Linked DNA regions of Homo sapiens: region 1 is linked to region 2. The links are chromatin contacts, found by Hi-C in ENCODE. All regions are on one chromosome and are shown on one strand. The core of a region is the stretch at or near the end of the contact, and the rest is flanking DNA. Distances in the headings are between cores, read along the strand shown.

Region 1 (3,240 bases), core at 434-2,933, 62 kb after region 2:
CCAGGTGCAGTGTGCAAGCTGCCAGTGGCTCTTCCATTCCAGGGTCTTGAGGATGGTGGGTATCTTCTCCCAGCTCCTGGCCCAGTGAAAACTGTGTGGAGACACTTACCCCACATTTTGCTTCTATACTGCCCTAGTAGAGGTTCTTCATGAGGGCACTGCCCTTGTAGCAGGCTTCTGCCTGGACATTCAGGCTTTTCTATATATCCTCTGAAATGTAGGCTCCCAAGCCTAAACTGTTGCACTTTGTGCACCTGCAGGGTTACCACCACATGGAAGCTGCCAAGCTTTATGACATGTACCTTCTGAAGCAACAGGCCGAGCTGTACCTTGACCCTTTTGAGCCATGACTAGAGCAGCTGGGATGCAGTGAGCAGTGTCCTGAGGCTGCACAGGGCAGCAGAGCCCTGGGCCTGGCCCAAAATTTATTCTGTCCTCCTAGGCCTCTGGTCCTGTGATGGGAAGGGCTGCTGCAAAGGTCTCTGAAATGCCTTTAAGGCCTTCTCCTTATTGTTTTGGCTATTAGCACTTCGCTCCCTTTACTTATGCAAATTTCTGCAGCCTGCTTGAATTCCTCCCCTGAACATGGGCTTTTCTTTTCTACCACATGCTTTCCTACACACTTTCAGAAAACTGGATCTCATGAGAACTCACTATCATAATGACAGCACCAAGGAAGATGGTGTTAAACCATGAGAAACATTAGTTTATTTGCCAATGTCTGAGGTAGGCAGGTGAGGACAGCGTTTGTGCTGTTGTGGAAATGTGTTCTGAACAGGGACCTTGAAGTGAGGTGGAGGAGGTGGCCAAGGGAGAGAACACTCAGGACCCCAGATGGCTGCTGCTGCCCAGGACATCCCCGCCTCTTATGGATGTTACCCAGATTGTAGCAGGGAGAGGCTTCCTTTAAGTAGAGAGTAAACGGACTAAGAAAGCGATAGATGGCTCCACATGCCAAGAATGTTCTTTTCCTTTTCTCTCCCTTTTCTCCCTCTCCTTTTCTTTTCATGATATCAAATGCCAGAGAGGCGTGCAGAGCACGTAGGGGGCCTTCCTTGCGTTGCTGCTACCCAAGCCTGCCTGGGCTGTAAGTTCCCCCGGAGCACCCCTTTGCCCCCACCTGTGGCATGGTCGGCCTCTCTTGGGCCCAAGCCTACCCTCTGCTTCCTCAGAGCGGGTCTCAGACCAGGCAGGGGGTTTCCCAGGAGTCCCTGGGAAGGTTTGTTTTCTGCAGTGCCATGGTGACATAAATGGTTGCTTTCCTTATCATTTTTCAATATTTAGTGGCCACTGATTACTGCCTTAGAAACACGGAGCAATTGAGGTTTTCCTGCCCCTTTCCAATTCCAGTTCAATGTAATTTTCCTGCTGTGACTCCTGTCCCTCTCTGATGTCCTCTCCCCTATTCAGGCTTCAACAGAAGCCTTCTATCCCCTCTCAAAGCTCCGTCCTCCCCAGGAGACACCAGCCAGTCTCTGTGCTTCCTCCTCCCACCCTCTCCCAGGGAGTCCTCCCTCACCTGTGAGCAGGAGCCCCTGCCAGGGGATGCATCCTCTGCGGGGAGGGGCTGAGGGGGGCCTCATGGTCTCTGCTGCCTGCTTCTCTTCTGTGGAGAGGAGCTTAGCTCCAGGATGATCAGAGCTACTGTGACTGCCAGTTCTGCTGTCTTTCCTCCCTCTGTGCTGAGCCTTCTCTCAGGGCAGGAGCACTTCCTAGGGCCAGGGGCAGGGGCGGGACTCTGCCCAGGATGCTTCTCTGTCCCCTCCCCTCTCAGTCCTGCCTTCTGGTTCCTGCTTCCCCTTCCCTTCTGTGTGTGTTTGGTCCTTAGGACCTGCTGAGGCCATTTGCCTTCTTCAGATATGGCTCTCCTTCCACACTTGTCCACACACACACACATATACACACACAGAGACACACACAGAGACACACACAGAGATGCACACACACATACACACAGACATGACACAAACACAGACACACATATATACAGACATACAGGCAAACACATATACACATATATACAGACATAGAGGCAAACACTCACATATACAGACACACACACATATATACTCAGATTCATTGAAACTGAGACACATGTACACATACAGATACACAGAGCTGTCACAGGACAAACTAGCACAGATAAAGACTTCAAGTGGCTTTATTTGCCGTCCTAAAATCGGGCGAGACTTCATCCCATGAGACAATACGTGGGTCAAGGAGCTGAGCAGAAGCGCGGGTTTAATAGAGAGGGGAGGGCTGCGGAAAGCAAACACAAAAAACAGGGCCACTCGGGAAAGGCTCATGGAACAAGGGAGAAATCTCTGATGGGGGAGAATCAGGTTCCTGTTTTAGAAACGGTGAGAGCAGAGGGGAGGTCATTGTCATGCGATTGAAACTGGCCTGTTTGGGAAATCGGCTATTATCTTTCGAAGGTCAGGTAGCAGCTCAGTTTTCCTTTGGTGACCTGTGACATTGGGGAAGGACTGCATTGTGCTGTTGGTCTGGTCTGTTGGGGCCTGGAGCAGGAGCTCAGCCACTGCCATGGCCTCCTCTGACTGCTGTTTAGCAAAGCTCTCAGGTGGGGCTGATGGCGCTGTCCTGGGGAGGCCCTTTCAGTAGCAAGGCTGGTGCAACCCTGTCCCCTGGGAGGATGACCCGCCCTCCCCAGGGCTGACCTCTGCTATCTCCTGGCCTCAGGTCTGTCAGCTCCACACACAGAACCCTGGGGATCCAAACCTGGGGAATTCTTTCTTTGTGATGCAGAAACCCAGCTGGCCAGGTCTCCCCATGCTCTTTAGTGCTTGGGAAGGTGGGATGATGCCCAGCAGGAAGGTGACAGAGGTGGCTCTGGGGGATAGAAAGGAGCTCACTGGGGGATGACTGGGGAGGGACCAGCCCTCTGTCTCCAGTGTCACCAGCCTGGCCTCTGACCCAAAGAGACCCAGGCTGGACTCAGGTGGAGCTCCAGCTCCAGGGTGTGGAGGAAGTTGTCCTGTGTGTCCTGGGTAGAGAGGACTGTGGTGGAGGGAGGTGGGTGGCTCTGAGCCCTGCTGTCCTTGGGGAAGGCTTCATGGAGACCCTCCCTTTCTGTGTCTGTTGGCTGAGCTGTGGCTCAGGGCCTGTCCATGTTCTCCCTATGTTCACCCCTTAACCTTGCAGGTGGTTGGGGGGGCGAGAGAGATAGAAAGACTGTGTCTGTCTGTGTGTGTGTGTGTGTGTGTGTGTGTGTGTGTGTGT
Region 2 (3,184 bases), core at 432-2,931:
AAGGTGTAGGTTCCTGCATCCTTCCGGGTGACATTCTGGATCAGCAGGGATGCGTTGGAATATACTGTTTCTCTTCCACTGTATGCAGGCCCATATATAATTATTTTACCATCAACTATATACGATATAATGTAATGGTAGAGGTCCGTCATTTCCCCTTTGTACCAGAAGTAGCCAGGAAGATTCTGGGGCAAATTGTGGACAAGTAGAAGAACATCCTTCCCCTCAGAAACTTTGGGTGGCTGGGCTTCAATCGTGACTTCGGCAGTGGTGGGCGGGTTCCAGAAGTTTAAAAGTGATGCTAGGAGGGGGAGACAGCATCAGTTAATATTGAGACCTATGTATTGTGGTGAAAAGATGGGGCCCTGGGTCCTGAGAAGGTCTCTTCCATCCTCAGCCTTGAAGATACACACACGCACACATACAAACAAACACACACAAAAAACGGGCATGTGTGTTTGTGTATGTGTATGTGTGTGTGTCCTACTGTCCTACTAGGTCAAGGTCAGCAGCATGACCCCCATTCCTTCAACACTTCTGACCTTGGCATTTTTCTGTTTGGAATCCTCTTCCCCAGGGGTCCACACGGCCCCCTCCACACTGCCCTCAGGTCCTGCTCACATCAGGGCATCCTTAGACTTCTTTCCTGACACCTCCTTCAGAGACCCTGGGTCTTCCCTTTCTGACCTTTCCCTGCTCTGCTCCCTCCAGGGTTCTTGTCAACACCTGATCTCACATTCTACATCTCTTCGCATGTCTGTCTTCCTCCCCATGACAGCGTGAGCTCCGTGAGGACAGGGACTTTTGTGATCCTGGTTGCACCCCAGTGCCTGGGACAGGCTGCAGACTCCTGTAGATGTGAGAGTTCTCAGGGCCCTCCATGCCCTGGGTGTTTTTTTTTCCCCCAATTGTTGAGGTTTTTTGCTGAGGATAGTGTTTCATGTCCTGCTTATATTTTTATTTGAAGTGTCATCTGATATAGTTATTATTATCATTTTTCAAAATGTGGTGGCCCCGGATGATTAATCAGGAAAACAGAACACTTAAGATTTTCCTACCTCTTACCAATTCCGGTTCAATGTGACTTTCCTCTTTTGACCCCTGTCCCTCTCTGGTGTATTTTCCCCTATCCAGGCTGCAACAGAGCCTTCTTTCCTTTTTTTCTTTTTTTTTTGAGACGGAGTCTCGTACTGTCGCCCAGGCTGGCGTGCAGTGGCGGTATCTCGGCTAGCTGCAACTTCTGCCTCCCGGGTTCACATGATTCTCCCACCTCAGCCTCCCGAGTAGCTAGGATTACAGGAGTACACCACCATACCTGGTTAATTTTTTATATTTTTAGGAGAGACTGGGCTTCACTGCATTGGCCGGACTGATCTTGAACTCCTGATCTCGTGATCCACCCACCTCAGCCTCCCTAAGAGCTGGCTTCTTTTATTTTACAACCCCATCCTCTCCAGGAGACCCCATCCAGTCACTCCGCTTCCTCCCCCTGTCCTCTCCCAGGAAGTTCTCTCCTCACCTGTGAGCAGGAGCCCCTTCCAGGTGATGCGCTGTGTGCAGGAAGGGGCTGGGAGGGGCCCCATGGTCTCTGCTGCCTGTGTGTTCTCCTCTGTGGAGATGAGCCTGGGATCCAGAAGCTGTCTGAGCACGGCTGTCAGCTGTGCTGTCCTTCCTCCTTCTGTGCTGAGCCTCTTCCCGGGGCAGGAGCACTTCTCAAGCTCATGGGCGGGGTCAGTCCCAGGACACCTCTCTGTCCCCTTCTCTCTCAGTCCTGCCTCCTTGTCCCTCCTTCTGTTTTTCCTTTTGTCTGTGTTTCAGGTCCCTGGGAGTTGTGGAGGCCTCTGCCTTTTTCAGCAGTGATTCTTTCACCAAACCTCAACACACACTTTGTGCAGACACACACACACACACACACACACACACACACACACAGAAGAGACACACACAGACCCACACAGTCAGGCACATACCCTGCAGGTTGGGCAAGCACAGTCCTGGGCCTCAGCCTCCTGCTGTCCCCATGGCTCTGGGTTGGGGTGCACATTCATGCCTTTTACCCTCTTTCATCCCCATCTGGCTCTCCCCTTCAGTGCAGGAGGCTGGAGATGCACCAGGTCCCTGTCACAGTGACACCCCATTGTGCTGTGGGTGAGCTGTGTGTTGCCTGGTGAGAGGGACCCTTCCTTTCTCTAATCGTGTCAAGCTTGACTGCAGCTTCCAAGGATGGACTTTCAGGACCTGGGTGTCCCAGAGGAAACTGTCCTTCCTGGAGGTGTGCAGGGTGAATCTCTCATGCCTCTTAGGAGGAGAGGCCTGTGCTGGTTGCTCAGTGGGGGCTGTGAGTCCCATAGTCAAAGGGACAGTTCTCTGTCAGTCTATGGCTCCCTGGGGTCTGGCGGCTGAGCTGGAGCTCAGGGTTTCTCATGTTCTCCCTGACCATCTTTGATGTCCTCTCTTCTCTGCCCAGCTGATTGTCCTGTGGTCACCACACCTTCCCCGTGGTGGTGCAGGAGGAAGTGGGGAGTTACCCAGGAACCCCGCGGGACATGGCTCATTGAGACGCAGGAGGGGGAGCCTGGGACAGAGCAGGGGTTCAGAGCTGGAGAGATTCATCCCGACTTACTCCGTGGCCATGATGGGCTCAGCCCTCCATGTGCTGACACACCCAGGGGTCTGTCCTGAGGGTTTTGACCTGGCCAAGCTGCTGTCTGTAGAGGAGGAACAGGCAGTGACCAGAGAGGCTCTCTGGAGGGACGTTGCTCACACCTGAGAGGGCGGGTGGGGGTGAGTTGTGTTCTGGGAGCAAAGAGCAATAACACCGCCCTTCTCCACGCAAGTACACAGGAGAGGTCTGTCTTCCCAAGGGACAGCTGGGGGTAGGTGGCCACATCCCGGATGGTACCTGTGAATGACCATCACACGCTCTCTGAGCCCCCTGGGGTGCAGGGGGCAGGCAGGTGACAGGGTGCCTGGCTGATTCCCGGGGAGGCTGTGGGCCCTCAGGCAGCCGCTGTTCTGTGTCGGCGCTAGGCTTGGCCTGGGAAGCCCCAGAGAACAGGACAGATGGAGCAGGGGCAGGCATTTAGGGAGCAGTGACAGAAAGAGTTGATGAGGATGGAGAGAGTTCACGAGGGGAAAGCGCCCAGTGTGGCGTCGCGTGCACCAGCGCTGCCCTGGGAGATGC

Evidence for each region. A loop is a pair of places that touch in the nucleus more often than their neighbours do.
Region 1: a map of PC-9 shows a loop between it and region 2 (4-fold over the local background). The contact joins the promoter of LINC03078 here to the promoter of PSG9 in region 2. A Hi-C loop is called at or near these places in 3 of 168 maps with a recorded cell type or tissue (PC-3, PC-9 and mammary epithelial cell).

Annotation. Positions count from the first base shown.
Region 1 is chr19:43,329,825-43,333,064 of GRCh38, forward strand. It overlaps LINC03078 (long intergenic non-protein coding RNA 3078), which reads right to left and starts at 1,684. Exons shown (of 2, transcript NR_186343.1): 1 at 1,520-1,684.
Region 2 is chr19:43,267,849-43,271,032 of GRCh38, forward strand. PSG9 (pregnancy specific beta-1-glycoprotein 9) reads right to left here and starts at 1,682. Exons shown (of 6, transcript NM_002784.5): 1 at 1,520-1,682; 2 at 1-301. The coding sequence starts at 1,583.